3 separate regions of the Mus musculus genome follow, and regions 1 and 2 are each linked to region 3. The links are chromatin loops, found by intact Hi-C in ENCODE. Cell type or tissue: gastrocnemius. All regions are shown on one strand.

Evidence for each region. Hi-C counts contacts between places; a loop is a spot of excess contacts. Peaks named below come from ENCODE experiments on the same cell type or tissue, not always from the same donor. Only the 100,000 strongest peaks of a DNase experiment are listed, where the experiment ranks them.
Region 1: a loop joins it to region 3, with 2.6 times the contacts of the local background. A loop is called at or near these places in 16 of 42 quality-filtered maps.
Region 2: it touches region 3 in a loop (3-fold over the local background); 7 of 42 quality-filtered maps call a loop at or near these places.

Annotation. Positions count from the first base shown.
Region 1 is chr7:12,988,761-12,996,760 of GRCm38, reverse strand. It overlaps Slc27a5 (solute carrier family 27 (fatty acid transporter), member 5), which reads left to right. Exons shown (of 10, transcript NM_009512.2): 2 at 321-530; 3 at 1,723-1,881; 4 at 3,322-3,446; 5 at 5,422-5,616; 6 at 5,704-5,794; 7 at 7,209-7,407; 8 at 7,654-7,751; 9 at 7,898-8,000. Among named protein-coding and RNA genes, the nearest start is that of Slc27a5, 5.4 kb to the left of the region's middle. In gastrocnemius, a CTCF peak has its summit at 4,300 (motif pointing right); no DNase peak of the experiment used is centred here.
Region 2 is chr7:13,273,501-13,281,500 of GRCm38, reverse strand. It overlaps Zswim9 (zinc finger SWIM-type containing 9), which reads left to right and starts at 2,780. Exons shown (of 5, transcript NM_177312.4): 1 at 2,780-2,857; 2 at 4,073-4,355. The coding sequence starts at 4,081. Lig1 (ligase I, DNA, ATP-dependent) reads right to left here and starts at 2,675. Exons shown (of 29, transcript NM_010715.3): 1 at 2,542-2,675; 2 at 1,280-1,353. The coding sequence starts at 1,296. In gastrocnemius, no CTCF peak of the experiment used is centred here; DNase peaks (open chromatin) are centred at 2,742, 2,973 and 4,243; H3K4me3 peaks cover 1,796 bases; H3K27ac peaks cover 1,235 bases.
Region 3 is chr7:12,906,083-12,914,082 of GRCm38, reverse strand. It overlaps Zscan22 (zinc finger and SCAN domain containing 22), which reads right to left. Exons shown (of 3, transcript NM_001290436.1): 3 at 5,000-7,849. The coding sequence ends at 6,762. Among named protein-coding and RNA genes, the nearest start is that of Rps5, 12 kb to the left of the region's middle. In gastrocnemius, CTCF peaks have their summits at 333 (motif pointing left) and 4,476 (motif pointing left); DNase peaks (open chromatin) are centred at 3,549 and 4,467; H3K4me3 peaks cover 1,391 bases; H3K27ac peaks cover 1,362 bases.

The DNA.
Region 1 (8,000 bases), 83 kb before region 3:
CTTTTAATTCTCCTTTTTATTTTTTAAACTTTCTTTCTTTCTTTTTATTTATTTATTTCGAGACAGGGTTTCTCTGTGTAGCCCTGGCTGTCCTGGAACTCTCTCTGTAGACCAGGCCGGTCTCAAATCACAGAGATCTGCCTGCCTCTGCCTTCGGAGTGCTGGGATTAAAGGTGTGTGCCACCATCACCTGGCATTATAGGGTTCTTTACCTAGGAACAAGAAAGCTTTTCTCCGGGATCTGCTTTTCAGTCTCTGGGTCTCCTTGACTTTGGAAGAAGGTAAAATTTGCCTCTTTTCTCCTCTGATGGCTCCTGTAGACCTCCAGGAGAACCTGGAAGAAGTCCTTCCCAAGCTGCTAGCTGAGAACATTCACTGCTTCTACCTTGGCCACAGCTCACCCACCCCGGGAGTAGAGGCTCTGGGAGCTTCCCTGGATGCTGCACCTTCTGACCCAGTACCTGCCAGCCTTCGAGCTACGATTAAGTGGAAATCTCCTGCCATATTCATCTTTACTTCAGGGACCACTGGTGAGGATGGATGCCTGTGGTCCTGCTCCCACCCTCCACACTGATCTTGACCCCACTCACCTTGCACCATGCCTTCAGTTTGTCCTCTGACACCCAACTCTGCCCTCCATCTGGACCTCTGCCTTTGACTCTGACCTCTAGTGTGGCTCTATTTTGTTTGGATTTATTACTCCCAGCTCTGAAAACCAACCAGAGAGTGGGACTTGGTGCTGTTTACATACAAATCCCAGTACACAGAAGGTTAAGAGACAGGAGGATCTAGAGTTCAAAGTCTGCTCATTTCAGTGGAGCATATACTAAGATTGGACCAATACACAAATAAGCATATCCCTGGTGCATGTAATATAGGAAAATTCACAAAGCATTCCATTCCAGGTCTTTAAAATGGAATAAATGTTCAAGCTGGGCATGGTAGCCAATGCCTGTAACTCCAGCACTTAAGCAGAGGCAGATGGCTCTCTGAGTTTGAGGTCAGCATAACTTCAGTTAACAAGAACAATTAGCACAGAAGCTAAAAAGCAAAGATTACTACAATTTAGAGACTTTCTTAGAATTATGGACTTTGACGGATTAGATCTTTGTCTAAGTTCTAGCAGGTGGTACTGTCTACATGCTGAGTTTTACAGCCTGAAAGGTATTTCCATCATGGAGTCAGCTGTGCTAAGGTCTCAGGTTCTACTAAGGTCTAGGGCTCTGCTACAGGAAGAAAGGGAGGAAGGAAGGAAGGAAGGAAGGAAGGAAGGAAGGAAGGAAGGAAGGGAGGAAGGGAGGGAGGGAAGAAGGAAAGGAGAAAGGAAGGATGAATAGATTGAAGGTCAGTCTGAATTACATAGTGAGTCCAGGCTAGCTTGAGGCACAGAGAGAGCTCTTGTCTCAAAAACAAACAAAACAAAACACACAGAAAAAAAACCAAAACAAAACCACACTCAGCCACAAATTTTCATGCTTTACTGTTATTTGTTTTTGGTCTTTTGAGACAGTCTTGCTCTAGCAGTCCTAACTGGCTTTGAACTCTCTATATAGGTACCTCATCCTCTTGAGTGCATTATAGATTTGCATCACATTACCTAGAAAATCTCCATTCTTGCTCCCCTCTCAGAGGTTCAAACCCAGGCTGATCTGACTGTGGAGACCCACCCTGCAGTTGTAGTCTCTCTTCCTACCCAACCTTTATTGCTCTCTCATCGTCTAGGACTCCCAAAGCCAGCCATCTTATCACATGAGCGGGTCATACAAGTGAGCAACGTGCTGTCCTTCTGTGGATGCAGAGCTGATGATGTGGTCTATGACGTCCTACCTCTGTACCATACGATAGGGCTTGTCCTTGGATTCCTTGGCTGCTTACAAGTTGGTAAGTCCTTCAAGGATCTCTCTAGTGCACAGGACCACAGTGGGCATTAGTGTGAGGCAATCAAAAGGACAAGATTCTATTCTCTGTACCTTGGGTTTGTTTTCCCCACTCCAGATTTTGGGCCATGTTGCTTGGTATACAGCCTATGGTGGCCTCAAACCTCTGGTCATCCTGATTATACCTTCCAAGAGCTGAACTACAGATCTGAACCACCATGCCCAGTTTTAGATACTTCATTCACTTATTTTCCTAAAAAGACGGGGTCTCACTATGTAGCCATGTCTGGCACAGAATGCAATTTGTAGACTGGGCTGGTTCCCCAGAAATCCACTGGCCTCTAACTCTGGAGTGTTGTGATTGAAGGCATGTACCACCATGCCTGGCTAGATGCTGATTTTTTTTTTTTTTTTTTTTTTTTTTTTTAGACAGGGTTTCTCTGTGTAGCCCTGTCTGGCCTGGACTCACTCTGTAGACCAGGCTGGCCTTGAACTCAGAAATCTGCCTGCCTCTGCCTCCCAAGTGCTGGGATTAAAGGTGTGCATCACCACTGCCCAGCGCATTTCTTGTTAGATCAAAAGTGTCATTGCTTTTTTTTTTGGTTTTGTTTTTTGTTTTTTTGTTTTTTCCAGACAGGGTTTCTCTGTGTAGTCCTGGCTGTCCTGGAGCTCACTTTGTAGACCAGGCTGGCCTCAAGCTCAGAGATCCACCTGCCTCTGCCTCCCAAGTGCTGGGATTAAAGGCGTGTGCCACCACCGCCCGGCAATGTCATTGTTTTTTACTGGCGACTAATATCCATGAACTCAATACAACACTAAGAAGACAGAAGCTGGAGAACCACTGCAGTTCAAGTTCAGCCTGATCTATATACATACCAAGGTCTAAATCAACCATGGCTGGTAACTCAGTAGTTAAGATCACTTGCTGTTCTTGTAGTGAACTCAGGTTTGGTTCCTGGCACCAATATCACAGGACCCCCCAATCACCTGTCACTCTAGCTCTAGGAAGTCTGACTCCTTCTTCTGACTTCTACCTTGTATAATACACACACACACACACACACACACACACACACACAGCCATGCCGATATACACATCAAAAAGAAATAAACAAATCTTTCATAAAAAATCAAAATAGAACAAAAATAAAATGTCTTCTAGAAGCTAGTATAGTTTATTTATTGTGTAGGATTGGGGATGGAGCCTAGGACCTTGTACATGCTAGGACCCCCTCTAGTGAATTCAGGACAAGTGCTCTACTAATGAGTCACACCCCCCAACCCCTCTCTGGGAGATTTTAGGAAAAAGCTTTACAACTGAGCCAAACTCATAGCACCTAACTGGTGAATTTGAATTTGCATTTGAAATACCACAACCAGGTAATCACATAGCTTCTCACGGCAACATGGAACATTATCATCTTTTTTTTTTTCCCCGTACCAGGAGCCACCTGTGTCCTGGCCCCCAAGTTCTCTGCCTCCCGATTCTGGGCTGAGTGCCGGCAGCATGGCGTAACAGTGATCTTGTATGTGGGTGAAATCCTGCGGTACTTGTGTAACGTCCCTGAGGTAAGGCTCTAAAATGAACTCTCCAAAGTGAAACTCATAGGTCTGCAGCCCCAGATGACTTCTCAAAGTTATCATCAGATAAAGACTTTGGTAAGGAGTGAAGACATTGATTCAGAAATAGAACATAGGCCTAGCACGTGCGAGACCCGACATCAGAGACAGAAAGACTCAGCTATAGGTCTCAAGCAAGCTCACTTCTTGGTTACACAGAAAGTTGAATGCTAGCCTGGGCTACCCTGAGACTACATCAAAACAGAGCCTCATAGGACAAGTCCCAAACACTTTCCACATTTTCTGGTAGGCTGCTTTGATGGTTAGTCACCTGGGCTCGTGTGTGTTAGATTCCTTTAGTTGTAAAATACAAAAACAACCTAAGGAATAAAAGTTTTGTTTAGCTCACAATTCTTGGCTGCAATGCCTCACTGTAGCGAAGTCAGGGGAGCAGGAATTTAAAGAAGCTTCGCCTACCACATCCACAATCAACAGCCTCAAGTAATCAATTAATGCATGCATGCTAATACCCACTTTGATGTTTTTCCTTCCCTCAGTTCAGCCTATAAAATTACACCACCCACATCTACGGTGGGTCTCCCAAAGTCAGTCTGTCACAGGTATGCCACAGGCCAATCCAACCTACACAATCTTTACACATCCACAGGTGACTCTAGAATGTGCCAAGATGTCAAACTGTCACAAAGGTAACCTGTACCTTGTCCAGTGTCAGTGGCTTCGTTTAGAAAACATAGAAAAGAACAGTCCCACCCTGGACCTTACCAAACCCTGGATCTCAGTTTACAAATACAACTATGAATAATAAATATTGGGGGAAGAAAAGAATAGCGCCTACCTGAAGGGGGCGCTGTAAACATGAAATGAAGTACCTTGAACAATGTGGCTCAGGATAAACACACTAGATGTGAGATGTTCTTATTCTTATAGTGCAGTGAGCTGTGGTCCCTAGGAAACTGTCTCTAGGCAATACAACACCTCCCCTAGTCTTTCCCTACCCCTTCAGTTTCAAATTAAAAGCCCTGTGAAACTCCTTCCCAGGAAAGTGCATTCCATTAGGTATCAGTTCAAGTAATGCCCAGGTTCACCTATAGAATGAAAGTCACCACTCAACAGAAATGTTTATAGATAATGCCTCCAAGAAAGAACTCTCATACCCCAGGAAGTGTCAGATGATCAGAAGTTTGCCTGACATTAAGGTCATATTGGTTTGTCATCCTGGCACATCGAGAGAGGTCACCCATGAAGAGTCTCAATGAAAGATTGTGTAGGTTAGATTAGCCAGTGGCATGCATGTGAGAGATTGACTTTGGATGTAGGTATGGGTGGTATAATTGTATATGGCCTGGATACTCCAGTTCTCCCTAGCTACGTAACTCTGCAGATAAAAGCTACTTCAAGCTGGGCATGGTGGCACACGCCTTTAATCCCAGCACTCGGGAGGCAGAGGCAGGCAGATTTCTGAGTTCGAGGCCAGCCTGGTCTACAAAGTGAGTTCCAGGACAGCCAGGGCTACCCTGTCTTGAAAAACCTAAAATCAAAAGAAAACAAAACAAAACAAAAAACGATGTCAAGCAACTTTCTCTAGGCAAAACTTCCCTACAATGTCTGCAGGGATACTGTAGATAAAGACTCCAGTCTTTTTTTTTTTTTTTTTTTTTTTTTTTTTTTTTTCTTTTTTAAGATAGGGTTCTATAGTCCAAACTGGCCAAGTGGCTCATTTTGAGATTCAACTAATAATCCTCCTACCTTGGCTTCCTAAGTGCAGGGATTATAGGCTTGCCTAGCACCCATGCCTAACCATTCTTAAATACCTCAGGTAGAGTCCCTAAGTATAGGTCTCTCCACCACTTCCCAGGTAATTCCAAATTAACACCTAAACTACCTTCTTCAGAAAGAGTTCCTAGCCATACCCTACACCCACCCCAGGCCCCACCTTCTGACACTTCTTGGGATGTCCCTGCAGCAACCAGAAGACAAGATACATACAGTGCGCTTGGCCATGGGCAATGGACTTCGGGCAAATGTGTGGAAAAACTTCCAGCAACGCTTTGGTCCCATTCGGATCTGGGAATTCTACGGATCCACAGAGGGCAATGTGGGCTTAATGAACTATGTGGGCCACTGCGGGGCTGTGGGAAGGACCAGCTGCATCCTTCGAGTGAGTCAGTGGGACTCCCCAGTGTGATGGTGGTCCTGAGGCTGAGCCCCTGGTACCTTTGCCAATGTTTCCCACCCTCTTTCCCAGATGCTGACTCCCTTTGAGCTTGTACAGTTCGACATAGAGACAGCAGAGCCTCTGAGGGACAAACAGGGTTTTTGCATTCCTGTGGAGCCAGGTAAGGAAGTCAGGAAGCCTGCTTTGGATGTGCGAGGGGTTTGTGAGCTAAACTTTCACTTCCTTGGCTGGAACGAGCTGCCCAAAGTCCTTTTTAAATTTTTCTTTTCTTCTTCTTCTTCTTCTTCTTCCTCTTCTTCTTCCTCTTCTTCTTCCCCTTCTTCTTCCCCTTCTTCTTCCCCTTCCCCTTCCCCTTCTTCTTCCCCTTCCCCTTCTTCTTCATCTTCAGATTTTTGGTATAATATCTCATATAGCCCAAGCTGGTCTTAATCCTCCTGCCTCCAATTCCCAAATGCTAGGATTATAGGAGTGTGCCACCACCCTGGGGTCCAAAATCTTAATATTGGTGATACTTTGATATGTGGTGGTGTCTTCAACCTTCACCTTGAACTTTAAGCCTATCTGACCATCACCTGGGGACCTCTGCCTTGGAGGATTTTGGCTCTCCCCGAGTCCCATTTCAAATCTTATTTCAATCAATTCTAGTCTACTGCATTGATATGTGTCTGTTGGTTTTCTTGAGCTTTTTATAGGGGCCACAAGCTCCTAGACAGCAGCCCTTTCCTTCTCTCCTGGAGATTTTGCAAGGGCACAGGAATGGCTTTCTTCCAACCCCCACTTGCCAGCTCCTTATCCTTGCTTTGTTTTCTCATGAACATCTGGATGCTACTACTTTCTCTCTCTTTCAGAACTATTTGATTTCCTGAGTTTCTCTGTCCTCTTCTTGGTGTCTTGGTTTCTCTTGCCTTAAGTCTGAGTGTCTCCCATCAACGTTATCTTTAAAATTTTATTTTATGTACATGAGTGTTTGCCTGCATTTATGTGTGTGCACCAGGTGTATGCTTGGTGCCTGAGGAAGGCAGAAGAGGGTGTTGAATGCCCTAGAAGTAGAACTACAGGTCATTGTGGATGGTGGGAACTGAATTTTAAATCTTCTGGAACAACAGCTGGTGTTCTTTTTTTTTCCCCCCCTTTTTTTCTTTTTTCAAAGATGAGTACATTGTAGCTGTCTTCAGTCAGATCTCATTAGGGATGGTTGTGAGCCACCATGTGGTTGCTGGGATTTGAACTCAGGACCTCTGGAAGAGTAGTCAGTGCTCTTACCCGCTGAGCCATCTCACCAGCCCGCAGCTGGTGTTCTATCTCTCCATCTTTATCAGGACATCTTAGCTCTACCATTGGCTGGGTGAAGAGTTCAGAGTGAGAAACCTCTAGCAGGAGGGCTGCCTCAAGAGCTGGTGGGGTTTTTGTTGTTGTTGTTTTTTTTTTTTTTTTTTTTCTCGAGACAGGGTTTCTCTGTATAGCCCTGGCTGTCCTGGACCGGGCTGACCTTGAACTCAGAAATCCGCCTGCCTCTGCCTCCCAAGTGCTGGGACCTGATGGGTTCTTATTTAGGACTTATTTTCGATCTTCAGGAAAGCCAGGACTTCTTTTGACCAAGGTTCGAAAGAACCAACCCTTCCTGGGCTACCGTGGTTCCCAGGCCGAGTCCAATCGGAAACTTGTTGCGAATGTACGACGCGTAGGAGACCTGTACTTCAACACTGGGGACGTGCTGACCTTGGACCAGGAAGGCTTCTTCTACTTTCAAGACCGCCTTGGTGACACCTTCCGGTCAGGCATGGGTGGACTGGGAGGGCGGGGTTTCTGGGGTGTCCTACCTCCTTAGAGACTGATGGGCCCCTCTCTTCTCAGGGGTGAAGCATGCTCTTTCTAGGGCCTGTCCCCTTTCCCTGAGTGTGGCTTCTATTCCCAGGGACAGAACATTTTTTCCTGGGCCTGGGATCTCTTTTGGGGAGGATAGCATCCCTCGCAGGGGGCGGAGCATTCCTATCCTAGGACGTGGCTTCTCTCCTTCAGGTGGAAGGGCGAAAACGTATCTACTGGAGAGGTGGAGTGTGTTTTGTCTAGCCTAGACTTCCTAGAGGAAGTCAATGTCTATGGTGTGCCTGTGCCAGGTATGGAGAGTTCACCTGACTTTATTCATCTTGCATCTTTGTGTGTGGAGGGTTTGTCATTACAGAGAGATTAAAAGTTATGTCCAGTTGCATAGGCAGTAAGTGAGCAGAGATAACCAGCTCAGAGTGACCAGTGTTCTTTCCAGGGTGTGAGGGTAAGGTTGGCATGGCTGCTGTGAAACTGGCTCCTGGGAAGACTTTTGATGGGCAGAAGCTATACCAGCATGTCCGCTCCTGGCTCCCTGCCTA
Region 2 (8,000 bases), 370 kb before region 3:
TGTATATAGGTTATGACTGTGTAGCTTGGTATTCTTGTGAGACTCCTAAAAGTAGGACGGGGCATCTCTCTTTTGCCTGCTCTTGGGACCCTTTTCCTCCTAGTAGTTTATTTTATCCAACCTTGATATGAGGGTTTGTGCCCAGACTTATTGTAACTTGTTATGCCAACTTGGCTAATAACCCTGGGAGGCTTGCCCTTTTTCTGAAAGAAAATGGAAGAGGAGTAAATTGAGAGGAGGGGCTAGAAGGAGTAAAGGGGGGTATTCAGAAAGGATGTAATCTATGAGAGAATATGAGAGAAAAATAAAAATAAATAAAAAATAGAGAGAGAGGTACCCTGGAAGTGCTAATCTTGGGAGAGCCAGACTGAGAGTAACATCAAAGGAAACACAGCTGACCATAGAGAGATAGACCAGGCAACATTTTGGTAGATGGATCTAACCAAGCCTACAACTATGGAAACCAAGTGCCTTCCTCTTTCACATTCTTAAACATGAAACATCGCATTAGTACACAGGCTATGAACTAGCACTGAGGCTGTCCAGCGCACTGAGGGAGGTTTAGTGCATGTCTAACTTCTGTCCGCTAGATATCAAAAGCAGATTACAGAACCCCTAAACTGTCAGAACCAAAAATGTCTCCAATCATTGCCACGTTTCCAGGGGGCAAAACTGATGACTGAAAACTACTACATTAGGGATCCACAGCCTGCAATTAATTAACTAATTAATTAATTTTTCCCATTTTCTAGACTACTCAACACTAGGAAATTTCAACTTCAGGTCTCCCTCAAGGTCTTCTCAGAAAAGGCAGCTATGAAGCAGAAAACCCAGGGTTTTAGAGAATGAATTATGTGGACACTCCCTCTTGCAAGGAAGAGGGATGGCAAGAATCAGGAAGCTCAAAACACTGAAGAGGCTCAGAAAGTTGTAAGACTCACTAGCCCCTCCCCAAGGTTTACATAAGTAGTTCAGCAATTGCTGAGGGTGAGGGGTCTCTTCAGTGGAATTGCCTGCAGGTTGAGCAGATAGCTCCAGGGATGCAACTTTCAGAAGTCATCACCCATGCTGAAGTGAGCTTAGGAGTGATGTAGTTGCCTCTGATGCATCAGCTTTCCTATAGGTAACACCATATAACTCAATTGTTTTACTAAGCTAAATTTTGGTGGAATCATTTCTTTGGCTTGTCATCAATGCCCTTATCTGGGGTGAATGTTAGCTCTCATTTTCCCAGGAAACATCACAACACAAAGTGCCTTGAGCATGGCAGGGGCCTTACATAATACTTCTCTGCATGTTGGCAGCAGAAGTCTCTCCTTTCCTCTCTTGCTCTTTTTTTCTCATCAGTTGTACCTGAAAAAGAAATCCAAAGACCAGCTAAGGATATTGGCTGTGCCAGAGACTAAGACTTGGGGGAAAGGGGAACACAACTCTTAAGGAAATAAAAGAACAAGTGTATTCAGGGACTGCCGAGACGGCTCAGTGGGTAAGAGTGCCTGCTGTTAAAAAGAGAGAGAGAACATGAGTTTGAATCTCCAGCACCCATGTTATAATAATAATAATAATAATAATGTCAGGCAGGCATGGTTGTACATGCCTGTAAACCCAGCATTATGGGATAGATACAGGTGGATCTATCTTAATGGTGACTGCTCTCCATAGAATGAGAAAATTTTACTGACATTTATTTTTTTTCACATTTTTATTCTTTGAGAGTTAAGTTTCGTTATCTGCCCCCTTCCCCTTTATATTACTGAAGATAGAACCCAGGCAGGGTCTGTTGCTGCTAGGAAAACACTGTACCACTAAGCTATATCTGAAGCCTTCCTTGGCTGCCAAATGCCAAAGGCCAGCTTCCCTTTCCAAATGTCCATCCTCACCCTGACAACTTCCCTCTGTCCTCCCTGTTCAAGTTTCTCTGCCTCTTCAACTCCATATACACTAAGCAACAAGACCTGACCCTCCCCTAAGTGTCTGCAGATCTCCAGTCTTATCCCATCCGTGCCCCTTCTGGCAGCCAAGCTCACCTTTTCCCTGGCTCCTGACACTCATCGCGCCAAGCTTCTCTAGTCTTCAAATCGGACCACTATCTGACCAATGACGTCACCTTGCTTTCATTACAAGCGTCCCATAACACCAAGCATCCCACACCGATTGATAGCAGGCGTCCAGGGTGAAACACCACACTCAAGCCTTCCTTTCCGGCCCCAGGCCGCCCCTCTTCTCTTGGCGCCACTAATTCTGATGGCCACGCCCACCGCCAGGCTTTCTCCCTAGTCACGCCCTTCCAAGCCGCCACCAGTCCTCCGCAGACACCAAAACTCCTGCGGCCTTGGTCAACCAGTCAATCAGTCAGCCAGTCAGCCAGTGGCTCTCCCTGTACACGGCTCCTTGCTGCCCTCTCTCCTGCGCCCTCGGTCGCCGCGACGTCCCCATTCCCGTTCCGCTGGCCGCACCCGGAACCTGCAAAGCTCACTGGCGACAAGCGCTCGGCACTCTCGCCGACCCCAGCCCCAAGCCCGTGCCCACGTCCCCACTTGCCTCTCCAAATCACTTTGCCGGACGCCGCCACACTCGCTCACTCGCTCGCTCGCTCGCTCAGAGACGCAAACCCGAAATCCCCAAATTCGCGCCACACAGATTTCGCGCGCACTTTGGCGGGAGGGGGCGGAGACGAGCAAGGGCGGGGGCCTGCGAGTAGCGCGTGCCGCAACTATCGCCCGGAGGCTGCTGGGAGTTGTAGTCTCTAGAGCGTGAGGCAGCCTAGAAATGGGACAGAGTGGGGAGAGGGAGGGGCGCTGTCCCGCACAGCATGCTGGGAAGCGGCCCCAAGCCTGTCCTCCCTGTGGATGAGCCGGTGAGCCTGCGAGGTCGTAAGGGTGACAGTCGGGGAGAAGAGAAGGGTTGGTGGAAAGCCACCTTGCCAGGCACTAGGGGAAGAAAGGCGGGATACCGCGCGGGGCATCCCGGGAGCAAGGGCCGGGCTGGGCTTGGGCGCGAGGCATTGTGGGAGGTGGACGCCGCTTTGGGTTGGGTAGGTGAGTTGAGGGGGAGGGGGCCGGAAGGGTGCACAGCTTTAGGAGTGGAGAAGCACCGCTATGTGGGATGGTCAGGCCGGGAGGAGCAGCGGAGAGACAGGTTGAGAGAGTCTCGAGAGGTGGGAACTGGATAAAAGGGGCTGTGCAAGGGACAAGAGGCTCAGCGGGACGTGGGGGCCCGGGGGAGCATTAGTAGTGAAGAAGCCCATCTGAGGACAAGGCGCCGTGTCCAAAACGAAGATACACATTGAGAATAGTAGCAATTTCTGGGAAGAGGGGACTGCAACTTGGCCCAGGAGGAGAATAAGTCTTAGGAGTATGGACCAAAGATGACTATTGGTGACACTTCTGAGTTGAATTTGCCACAAGTGGGCCACACCCCTGTAGGCGAATGATCCCTGACTGGACATGGGCAGCACATCTGGAGATAAGAGCATCTCTGGGAAGCAAAAAACACAGATCAAAGTAGCAGTTCAAGGCAGTCATATCTGAGGGGCAACAGCTGCACATTTGATACACCTAGGGAGAAGAAAGGTGTATGAGGATTATGACTGGGATGAGAGATTCATGCCTTAGCTATGAGAGTAGATATGAGTTACACTCAAATGTAGACTTGTGGGAAAGGGAGCTACAGATGAATGGGACTACTAGATATTATCACCAGGCATAGGACTCACATCTGGAAGAAGGAGAAATCTTAGCAAGAAGCTGGGAATACATTTGCAAAGATGCTCACAGCTGAGCTAAAGGCAAGATATGTAGAACTGATTCCATTTGTACCTAGAGGTCACATCTAAGGCAACTGGAACTAGGATTGAAATTGATTAAATGCCAACTGAATCTGGGAAGGCAACAGGTGAACCACAAAAATGGGATGGAGATTCCTATCTGGAAAGCAAACAATGAAACCACTTTGATTTGTCTGAGACGTACCTGAGGCAGCAGTAGCTGATAAGACAGTCTGATGATGAAATTGTGGTAACCCAGGTGGAGATGGGTCTGATGTCCAGCTCTTCTCCCCACTTCTACTCAAGGTCCCAGGATGGAGCTGACAGAGCCCTTACCGAGCGCAGCCGTGCAGAAGGAGGAACAGGAATTGTTGGATCGAACTTTCTTCTCTTGGGCTGAGTTCAGCCGCTTCTTCGACAAGTGGTGCCAGCAGCGACTGGTAGTCTTCTCGGTGAAGAGCTCCACACGTGTGGCACGAAGCCCCTGGGCCAACACGCCCCCACTCTACAGGCTTATCCACGTGCTCAAGTACAGCTACGTGCTGCTGGTGTGCAAGGATGTGCGCATGCCCAACAAGTCCACAGCGTGGTGCGTGAGCCTGAGCTGTGACCCTACAGGGGGAGGGGAGCAAGGGGTGAGCCAAACAGCTTCCAACCCACAGGTTTAATACCAGGGAGAGAAGCCCACTGATTCTGCCAAGTACAGAAAAGCCAGGCAGGACAGATTCAAGGAAGGATACTTACTGAGATGGAGTCTGAGCCAGGAAATAAATAAGACTCAATACAAAACAACCCAGACTTGATATACAGGGTTTAGTAGAGGCCATTGTAGAGAGTGAGAGGCATACTGAAACAAGCCAAAAGACAGGGGAGAATTGATTGTCCCCCAAATACCAGAGCCAGCTAGCGAAGTTGGTGGGCCAGGTCTTGCACATCTACAAAAAGCAGCCTGGAAGACTGAACTGTGAAGAAAGCCATAAGAAAGGAAGATATCTCCAGTCAGTGTAGAACCAGATCCTGTTCTGGGAGCTGGGGTTATTTTAGATTAAAATCTACCCATCTGGAACTTTCTGACTGACCAGAAGATTCGTGTTAAGAGTAAGTTTGTAGGTAGTTCCTGGCAAATGGGTAGTACCACCAAAGGGTTGGTAGATAGTTAAAAGAGAGCCACTTGGGACTAAGGAAGTCTTCCTTGAATATAGGACATGACAAAACCATGCTTCTATGTAGCAAATGGTCAGCTGCTGGAATTCCTTTAAGAGTTCTAGTTTCTGCCTTAATCTACTATTTACTGCATCATGCTCAGAGCTCCGCTGTTCTGTCCTGCCTCTCTAGTGGTCCCTGTGTATGTCTGAGAGAAAGTTTGAGAACTTTAGTTTGAAGCCATGGATAAGAGCAGAGTACTTAAGAATACAGGCTATGCCTTTGAGCTGCCAGATTCCAGCCCTACCGCTTACTGGAATAGGATACCATTGGGCAATGGGTTTCACACCTCAAACCTCAGCTTTCGCATCCCTGATATGGGGCTGTCACATGTATACTTGCTACTGAGGACCACTGTGAGGATATATGAGCATGCATAAGAAAGCATTTTACCCATGTCTGACATCCAGGGCAGCCAATTAAGTGATAGTTGTAGGGGCACAGACTCAGGACTGGTGTCAACCTATAATTATGGTCATGGAGAAGATAACATCACCTTCCTGGGCCTCAGTTTGCACATCTGGGAAGCAAACACAGAAGTATCTGTGTCATAGATTTTGAATAAATGAATTAGAACCTATTAATTATTTGGAAGGGCATCCAACATGGAGTAAGCACTCCATAGCTGTTCTTACCCCAAGTATATCGACATTTGTTGTGGGGGTATGCTCTGGTTCTTTCTTGTTCTTTATTGTAGAAGTGGAGCTTCAGAGGTCTAGCACCAGAGCAACAACTTCAACCATGTGTCCTCACACAACTGTCTAGTGAGTGAGCACTTGCAAAAGAGACAGGCCTAATCCAGAATCTGCCTTTGCTACCAGGACACAATTCAACATTTAACAACCATTTATTGAGTACTTCTTGTGTGCATGCTGGGTGTTTTGAGACCACAGTTGATTATCCCAGCTCTTGAACCACTGAGAATCTAATCTAAGAGACAATGACTAAAAGAATGGAAAGAAGGGAGGAGAAAGCGCAACATAGAGGAAGAAAGAAATTTCAAAGAGCCACATACAGTATTGAGAATCAAGTTGAGAGTGAAGATGGGAGGTGGAGAAAAGGAAAGTGGTCCACTCTACTTAAAATCTTTTTTTTAACATGTATTTATTTTGTGGGGAAAGAGGAGCATGTCACAGTCTAGGTGTGGAGGTCAGAGAACAACTCGAGGGAGTACATTCTGCCCTTTCTCCATGTGGGTACCAGAGATCCAACTCAGCCCCTTATCAGCAAGCACCTTTACCCACTGAGCTATCTTGTTCTTGAAATCTTAGGGGAAGTTCTAGAAGAGATGACAGTAAACAGGTCCTTGGAAAGTTTTTTTTAATATATTTATGCATGGACAGTTAAAACACACACACACACACACACACGGTGTTTACTATCTGTAGTTGTTGTCCCAGATGTTCTACAAATGCCAGGAAGAACAATTGAGCAGGGGTTCTATGGAATGAGAACAATGCCCTAAATTTGAGCCTGGTGACCCAGTAGACAGAGATTGGTTCCTTGGTGGAAAGCTCTGTGGTAGGGGGTTGGTGGCTAGTTTGGGGACAGTGACTTGAACATATTATTTCTAAGCTCTTGCACCTGCCCTACCTAGTTGCACAAAGCAGAGCCTCTCAGATGCCACAATCCAGGGACAGGCCATGGCTTAAAGTCTGCAGCAGGGAATGTCCAAACCGGGATCTGGCAAGGCTGAGCACTGGGGCTTTATCCTTGGAATACTGAAGAGTTCCAAAAGGCTGTAAGCAGAGTCAGGAAAATCTCACCCATGCTGGCATGGTCTAGAGGACAGGGTTGGTAGGCAAGGAGGAGGCTAAGTATCTGGGGAGTATTTGAAGTAACCAACTTTCCAGAGATTCAGTAGCCTCAAGTTGCGCTCTATATACCTCTAAATTTCCAACACTAGTGGCATTTCTCCTATCATTTTTCTCTGTAGAATAGTATTCCTTAACCCTTCCCAACATACTCCAGCCTTCAAAAACACAAAGTCTTTAAAATCTGCAAGATGAAGGGAAATTATGTCAAGCAAGTAAGATGGCTCAGTGAGTAAAGGTGCTTGTCACCAAGCCTGACCACCTCAGTTTGATCCCAGGGATCCAGATAGTAGAAGGAAGCAAATGATTCACACAAATTATCTTGTAAGCTCCATACTCACTCTAACACAATCTTTGTATTTGTTTTTATTTAACAATAAGCATGAGGGGAACACCAAACACATGAAAACCACATCCCTTTAGAAGAATGTTTTGTGAATATTGACTTCTTTTTGTTAAATGTTTTCTCACCCCTCTAACCACTGTTACATCATTTCATCTGTTCATCAAGCCTGGAAGAATAACAGTATTTCAGCCCCAGTTCCCAGGTGAGAAAATCAAGGCACGGGGTAGTTAAATGACCCACATACACTGTCCCAGCTCCTGTGGGAAAGCCAAGACTTGGACCCCACAGTCTTGATTACAAACATCATGCTTTTGATCTTTAACCTACCCTACCCCACTCATCTGAATTTCAGTCATGAATTGTCAGTGTAGGAATTAAGTGTTCCGGTGCCTAACAGTTCTGGGAATCAGCCCATTGGTCCAGTCAAGAAGGATGTTCAAAACATTTCATATGAGCAGTGAATATGTTTTGAAATGGAATGGAGAACATAGGATGCACACAGACATCCTTCACACTCTCACCTCAGTATGTGTTGAAATCTACCCTAGCCTGGAATTTATCAGTAAGGACTGACTTCATTAAGGAGACGATGCTGGTGATGTGATCTGAAGGAAGAGTAAGTCAAGTGAATATAAAAGGCAAACTATACGGATGAAAGAATGCTGGTGGCTGTAAGATAGAAAAAAACATGGATGATCCTGAGATTTCAAAAACATGGCAGGCAGGGCGTGGTGCTGGGTGATTTTGATGAAATGAGAAGGGATGCTGAATGTGTGGCCAGTTGTTTACGTGGGGTCCAACGAGTCACTCAGTATACACTTGTCTTTGGTATCTGTGCATTGATTCCAGAGCACCAGAGTCCACAGGTGCT
Region 3 (8,000 bases):
CATTTTTTTCCGTTTTAAAAATTATCTTTACTTATTTATTTGCTTCTAGGGAGGCATGTGTGGAGGGCAGAGGACTGCATCCTGGAGAGCTCTCTCCTTGCATTATGTAGGTTGGGGATTTAACTTAGGTTGTCAGGCTCAGCAACAAACATCTTAAAACAATTATCTTGCTGACCTCTTAGGGCTATTTGAATTCACTTAGAAGAACAGTCAAGTGGCTGGAGAGATGGCTCAGAGTTTAAGAGCACTGGCTGCTCTTCCAGAGGTCCAAATTTCAATTCCTAGCAATTACATGGTGTGGCTCATGAACATCTATAATGATATGTGGTGCCCTCTTCTGGCCTGCAGGCACACATTCAGGCAGAACACTGCATAATAAATAAGATCTTAAGAACATACATATACCCTACCCCATATTTACTTATGTTGGGTTTCAGACCCAGGACAAGGGGCTGGGATGCCTTAATAGGCAAAGAGGCAAAGAGGACCTGGCCTCCAAGTTCTTCCAGCATCCCTCAATCCCTACCTATTTAGGACATGGCTGGCACACCCCACATTCTTACCTGAACTTTCCAACCCCAGGGGCTAGGCTTCCTCTCCCCAAGAAGCTCTTCACTATATAATCCAGACATTTTGGCGCCCTCTCCTTTGTCTCCCTGCCTCGCACGATAACTTCCCTGGCCTCATTCCTTGGGACTGGTGAACCCACTGGAAAGCTGCCCCAGTAAACCGGCCTTTATACTTTTTAATTCTGTATGAATTGGCGTATTTCGTCCGCAGAGATAACAATTTATATTTTGGTTTTATTGAGACAGACCTATGAAGCCCAGTCCGGCCTCAAACTTCCTATGAAGCTGAGGCTGACCTTGAATTTCTGATTATTCTGCCTCCTCTTCCTAAGTGTGGGGTCAGGGGTTTGTGCACGGTAGGCAAGCATTCTACCAAGCAGCCTGGACCCCAGCTCCTCACTGGGTTTTCTAGCTCAGCACACTGCATTTATGGCTAGGTCTATCCTGTACATTCCAGGATGCTTAGCAGTATCTCTGGCCTCCATCTACAAAATACTAGTAGTGTTCCCTGCCCCACCACAGCTTCCAGTACCTCTAGACATGAACAACTGTACCCTAGAAAACAGAACTGTCCCCAGGTTGAGAACCACAGATTTACATAAATTTACTTACTTAGGAAAATGGGAATAGGCAATATTAAAAATGTAAGACTAGCCGGGCGTGGTGGTGCACGCCTTTAATCCCACCACTCGGGAGGCAGAGGCAGGTGGATTTCTGAGTTCGAGGCCAGCCTGGTCTACAACATGAGTTCCAGGACAGCCAGGGCTATACAGAGAAACCTTGTCTTGAAAAACCAAAAAAAAAAAAAAAAAAAAGTAAGACCAGCATTAAATACTGGAATCACAAACATAAATACCAGGACAACTGGGTGTGTGGCTTTCCTTGCTCAAAGGATTATTGGCAAATTGGCTTAGCAGGTAAATACTTAGTATGATGGCCTGAATTTGATAGTGTGAACTTACATGGTGGTAGGAGAGGATCAACTCCCACAAGTTTCTCCTACCTCCACAGGTGCTCTAGGGTTCTAGGGCCTATCGTGTGTGTGCCGCTACCTTCCACTAAATAAATATAAAATATAAAATAGAACAACGAACCCATAAATGAATGATTGGAGTCGGCCATGGATGCATACGTAGTCACAGGGCTTAGGAAGCTGTGGCAGGAGGATGATGAGTTTGAGGGTAGCATAAGATAAAGAGGGTTACTCTGTTTTAGAAACCCAGCAGGGGGGTGGGGAGGTAGGAGAGGAGAGGAGACAAAGCTCTTCCCCAAATGCTCCATGAGCAGTTTCCTGTTTGCCAGAGTGACAAAGTATAACAGATAAAAACAACACACAGAAGTCAGAATTCCAAAATGAGTCTTTACTAAGATGAAGACAGTGTGTGTTACTAGGGAAACGAATACAGATGCAAGGTGGTGTCTTCTAACCACCTGGCCTACTGACTTCAGCTTCTCCTTGTCTTATAGCTTTTTTTTTTTTTTTTGGTTTTTCGAGACAGTGTTTCTCGGTGTAGCCCTGGCTGTCCTGGCTGTCCTGGAACTCACTTTGTAGACCAGGCTGGCCTCGAACTCAGAAATCCGACTGCCTCTGCCTCCCAAGTGCTGGGATTAAAGGCGTGCACCACCACGCCCAGCATCTTATAGCTTTCAAAATGCTTTTTGTGTGTGTGTGATTTTTATTTTTATTTTAGAAAAGTTATTTATTTAATGCATGAGTGCTCTGTTGCATATACCTCAGCCTGCCTGAAGAGGCATCAGATCCCCCTATAGATGGTTGTGAGCCACCATGTGGTTGCTGGGAATTGAACTCATGACTTCTGGAAGAGCAGCCAGTGCTCTTAGCCATTAAGCCATCTCACCAGCCCTTATTTTATTTTATTTTAAGTTGGTGTGTATTTTTCTTGAATGTATGGATACCATATGCCTGCTTGATGCTCATAGAGGTATCATAAGTTGATAATGGATTCCTGTAACTGGAGTTATGAATGGTTGTGATCCACCATGAAGGTGTTGGAAAACATACCCATGCCCTCTGGAAAAGCAGCCAGTGCTTTTAACCACTGAGCCATCTCTTTAGGCCCAGCTCTCAATATTCTTAGCCAGTCTGGGCTATATGAGATCTTGTTTCAAAACAACAAAATCAGATGAAGGTAAAAATTATAGGATAGATGGAGGATGTTATGAAAACCAACAAAAGGCAGTTGGCTTGACCAGGTCATTCTATCCAAGACCAGGAGAATAGGTTTCACACCACGGGGCGAGGGTTGGTTCTTCTTCATGCAGGATGCACATATAGTTACCGAGTGAACTTTGATACTCAGTGGTCAATTCCACTTCTAGAGCCAGGATTTCACTAGCCTGGAGGGTGGCACACTCACTGGGACATTTTAGGGCTTTTCAATAGTCTTTCAACATGGGCTGGAGTGATGGCTCAGTGATTAAGAGCACTGACTGCTTTCAATTCTCAGCAACCACAAAGTGGCTCACAACCATCTGTAGTGGGATCTGATGCCCTCTTCTGGTGTGTCTGAAGACAGTGCAATGTACTCACACACATAAAATAAATAATTTTTTTTTTTTTTTTGAGTTTTTCGAGACAGGGTTTCTCTGTGTAGCCCTGGCTGTCCTGGAACTCACTCTGTAGACCAGGCTGGCCTCGAAATCAGAAATCCACCTGCCTCTGCCTCCCAAGTGCTCAAGTGCTGGGATTAAAGGAATGTGCCACCACTGCCTGGCAAAATAAATAAATCTTAAAAAAGAAAAAAAAAGTCTTTCAACGTTAACTTGAGCTTGGTGGGAGAGTGGTAGACCGTTTCTGCGGTTACTATCTCCTTACTAAGGAAGGTTAATAGCCCACTGGGGAGTGGGGGTGGGAGGTGCGTCTAACTCTGTTGCCATAACACAGGAGGGATGTAATAGTACTACGTTTCCCACGAGGCCTTGCGCTGTGCCCCTACCCCGCTTTTGGTCCCGTCCCAACACTTAAGAGACGGAGGGGAAAAGGATGTGTCCGCTTCTGGTTTCGAGCTGGAAGCCACCGATGAGAACGAGACATTCTGCCTAGTCCTGCAGCTCTGGTCTCCAAGACGGAGTCCTTCAGGCCCTTAATGGTGCTGCCATTCCTTCCCGGACCGTAAGATTAGGGAAGAGATAAGAAACAGCACACTTCCGGTTCCTGCCTTTCCCTACAGTTCTGCAGCGTTTTCTCTTTGCCTATCTAGTTCCGTGCAGATCTGACGCCTTCCTGGATCCTATAGTGGCTGGGAGACTGAAACTCATGAAGGGAGCCCAACCTATTACCAGTCATGGTAGTCTAAGGCTCTTAGAGCCGAGCACACTTCTTGGCGTACGCCGGGACATTACCCACTTTCCAGGCCTTTGTAACTTGCTGTTTCCCTTTCCAGTCGGCTTAAGGCATTTTCTGTCTGCTTCAATGTCCTCACCTCAAAGAGGCTGGAGGAACCTATTGCCTCCCTCCCTGAAAGTTCTAGAGCTAGTCTCAGGAACATGTCCTTCAGGTCATTTCTTTCTTAAATGTTTCTTGGCTGCTTTTCCCATAAGGGTAGCGTCTGACACTGTAGCTCCAAGTGTCCATTGAGAGACAATGAAGACACACACACATGTGCAGAAGGGACTCGCGCCTGCACAAAAAGGACAGCCGTATCCTGTCCTACATAGCCCCCATAGCCAGCCTAGGCTGAAGCTTGGGAACAGTCAGTAGGGGTGAAGATGGCCCGTGACCAGACAGGTGGGGTAGCCTTGGACTAGGCAATTTTGTGTAAACCACCAACCTATTGTGGTGCTTCTGCTCTACAGATAGACTCAAGGGCTTGATAGCAGGTTTCCTTCCGTGCTTGCCTGCAGCTAATTTTCAAGCCCTGTGTAAAAACAGCTACAGACCAGCGCCCCCTAGTGTTATCACCCTTTGTGAAAAGTTGGGTCTTCACCTTACTGCTAGAGCTCCTGTAGGTCTAAATGTATGGATTCCTCAGCCCACAGGGGCAGGTGGCATTGTATGGAACAGGCAATCTTAGGTATTGAGATTTCTCAGTCCTCCAATGTAGCCTGTGTTACAGCTCTTGGTGCTGGGTCTGACAGCCTTGGAACTAAAGGCTTCATAGCTGTTATAGAGATCAGAGCCCAGTAGGTGCCAGTGAGTCTGGCTTGACCTTCTGTGAAAAGGAGATCCGTGAGTCTGAACTTTGTGTTTACACATTGTTTCCAAACTGCCTCATGGCACAGCTGCACCACAGATACAGGAATCTGCAGCCCTACAAACTGGGGAAGGTTCTTAGTCCTATCTAAATACTCTTCATCTGGCACCTCTGGAACAGCCCTATGTTTGGCCTGCCTGCAATGTGAACCTTTGCTTGGAGGACTCCCTCCACTGGCAACACAGAAGGAAATGCAGATGTTGGAGAAGCCCAATTGGTATGCAGTCCCTGCCCATGTGGTAGGATTTTATTACTTTTTATTGAAATATTCCAATCTGCAGTTATCCTGGGGGTGGGAGTGGGGTCTGTTTGTGTAGTCAATGAGGTGAAGCCACAAGAGGAGACATGGAAGGCTCAGGAAAACAAAATGTATTAAGCTAATGGATGTAAATATAGTAGCTCACGTATATTCATGACTGAAAAGAAAACCTTGTGAAGTCAGGAGGCCCAGGAGCCAGGGGATTGTCTTTCTGAGGGAAAGGAAAGCAAAGTTAACAGGTTGAGTTTAGGACTGGCAGAGTGCTGGCATCCTCTAAATCCGTGGTACCCAGGGCTACAGGCCCTGAGGCAAGGAAGGCTCAGTATAGCAATGTTTTGTTTTGACCACTGAAGCTGGACTTACATGGGCACAGGGGCTCTTCCATAAATGTCTCTATGAAGGAAACGTGGGGTGGAGGACAGTGACTACCTAAGGGAGGTATTGGTCACACTCACCCTAGAGATATTGGGAAGGGTTAGCTGTGCACTGTGTCCACAGCATAAGATACTTTGGGAGCATTGGCCTATGCATTGTTTAAGAAGTGTAAGCACAATGACATGGTAAAGAGGTTTAAGATAGTTAATAATGGGGTACCCCAGAAGCAAGAGTGTGTCAGGCAAAATAAGGCCAGGTCAAAGTGTTTAGGGAAGCTTTTCAAGGACATCTGAGACATCATAGAGGAAAGAAGGCACACAGGTGGGGGATGTATGGCTGACATGTGGAAGGTGAAGGCTACAAGGAGTGGAAGAGGCAAGAGGAAGCCAGGTCTGGAGCAAACATAAGACAACAGACAAGGAGTGTAGTTTGCCCAACAGGCAGACCAGTACTTTGAAATCACTTTCACACACTGTGCTCAAAGACAGATGACAACATTCCTTTGACAACATTTCAGGATACCTAGAGTAATTGCTTGGACCAAAATGACATATATCCTGACATGCTTGTTTGTTGAAGAGGTGACTCACTGACAACATATTGTGTCATGGAATGATTCACTGTGATCTGGGTAGCAGAAAGAGATGCGCCAGGAAGAAAGTGGGTGGGGATGGAATGAAGGCAGGAAGAGGTGAGAAAGGAGAGCCCTGATAAAAATCCAGTGGGAGGCCCAAGGTGAGCTCACAGGAGGTGATACTGCAGGAGGGGCTAGATTAGAGATGAGCCTGCGGTGAATCCACAGGGCTGGAGCCTGAGATGTGGAAGGAAGACGTGGGAGGAGAAGACAGACACTGTGGATTAAAGCAGGGAGAACATGAGAGGGATAGCATGGAGAGGCAGCCTCCCAAGTCTGTCTTGGAGTTAGGCATAAAGTAATATTGTGGGGAAGCAGGTACGAAGGCACAGAGTGGGCCATTCTAGGCTGACCAGCAAGGAACCGGCAAGAACAGTAACTATGTGAGAACCTGAAGCTTGGGGTCTTCCTGCCTCGAGGATCTTGGGGCATCTGAGCCTGGAAAGACACCTGGCTTTACTTGCTCTGGTTCCAAGAAATAATGCAGATCATCAGTTTAGTATCTTCTCTCTGGGACCAGCCTGAGTGGGATACAGAGGGCAGTAGGAAGCTTCTAGAAGCTTCACCAATTGGTCTGAATCCGTGTTCATTAGGGGATTTCCTCTGGGACCTCAAATGTAGAGGTGTTCCCAGATAACCCCTTAGACACTGGGTAGCACAATTATCAGATTTCTTAGATGTCAATCCTCTCAGGGAGGCTGTGCTGTACTCTAAGGGGTGCTTCGAGTCACGGTGATATGGATCTTTAGGTGCACCATGAGAGCTGAGCTGCGGCTAAAAGCTTTCCCACAGTCACTGCATTTATAAGGCTTTTCACCTGTGTGAGTGCGCTGGTGCTCAATGAGGGAGGAGCTTTGTGCGAAGGCCTTCGGGCAGTCCTTACATTGATAAGGCTTCTCTCCAGAGTGGACTCTCAGGTGCCGGACCAGAGCTGAACAGTCACTGAAGGCTTTCCCACACACATCACACCTGTAGGGCTTCTCCCCGGTGTGGATGCGCTGGTGCTGTGTCAGGTGGGTGCTCTGGCTGAAGGCTTTGCCGCAAGTATCACACTCGTAGGGCCGCTCGCCTGTGTGTACTCGCTGGTGCTGCGTGAGGTGGGTGCTGCGGCTGAAGGTTTTACCACATTCCTCACATTTATAAGGCTTCTCCCCAGTATGAATCCTCAGGTGCTGTGTCAGGTGGGCAACGCGACTGAAGGCTTTACCACACTCTTTACACGCATGGGGCTTTGCTCCTGTGTGAACAACCTGGTGTTGGACAAGGTGGGTGCTCCGACTGAATACCTTCCCACACTCAGTACAGGCATAGGGCGTCTTCTGAGAGTGGCTCTTCTGGTGGGCCTCCAGAGCTGAAGTGTTCTGGAATGTTTTCAAACATTCACTATCCTTGGAGGATTTCTTCTCTGAGCAAGTATCTGGAGGCACTGTCTCATTATCAAGTAATGGGCCAAATTTCTCCTCTGAAGAAGCCTTGTCTTGGGAAGGGAAGTTGGGCCACATGTTGGAACCGTTTCCTGAGGTGTTAGACTCATGGCCAGGCTGGTCTTTGGGGGCATCCATGTGAGGCCCCAGAGCTTTTCTGAAATCCATCTCTTGGGCAGTAGACTTCATCCAGAGTGCTCCTAGGAATTCTGGCTGGCTCTCTGAGTGGCTCTCAGGTTTACAAGTGTGGGCAAGGGTAGATTTTGGCAAAACGCTTCCCATGACAGTTTCAGTCGCCATTTTTGGTGGCTCCAATTCATCTGTATTGCTCTGTTTGCAACTTGCCTCTTCACGTTCCACTCCTGGCTCCCATCCTGGAATTAAATCAAAAAGCACTCTGTTATTTTTTTCACCATGGATCACCACATAAGCCTCTTCATCTGCTTCAGGCCCAGCTCATTTACTCTGAAAGGGAAGATGTGGATCACTCTTCTCTCATGGCCTCATTTCCAAAAGGAAGTTTCC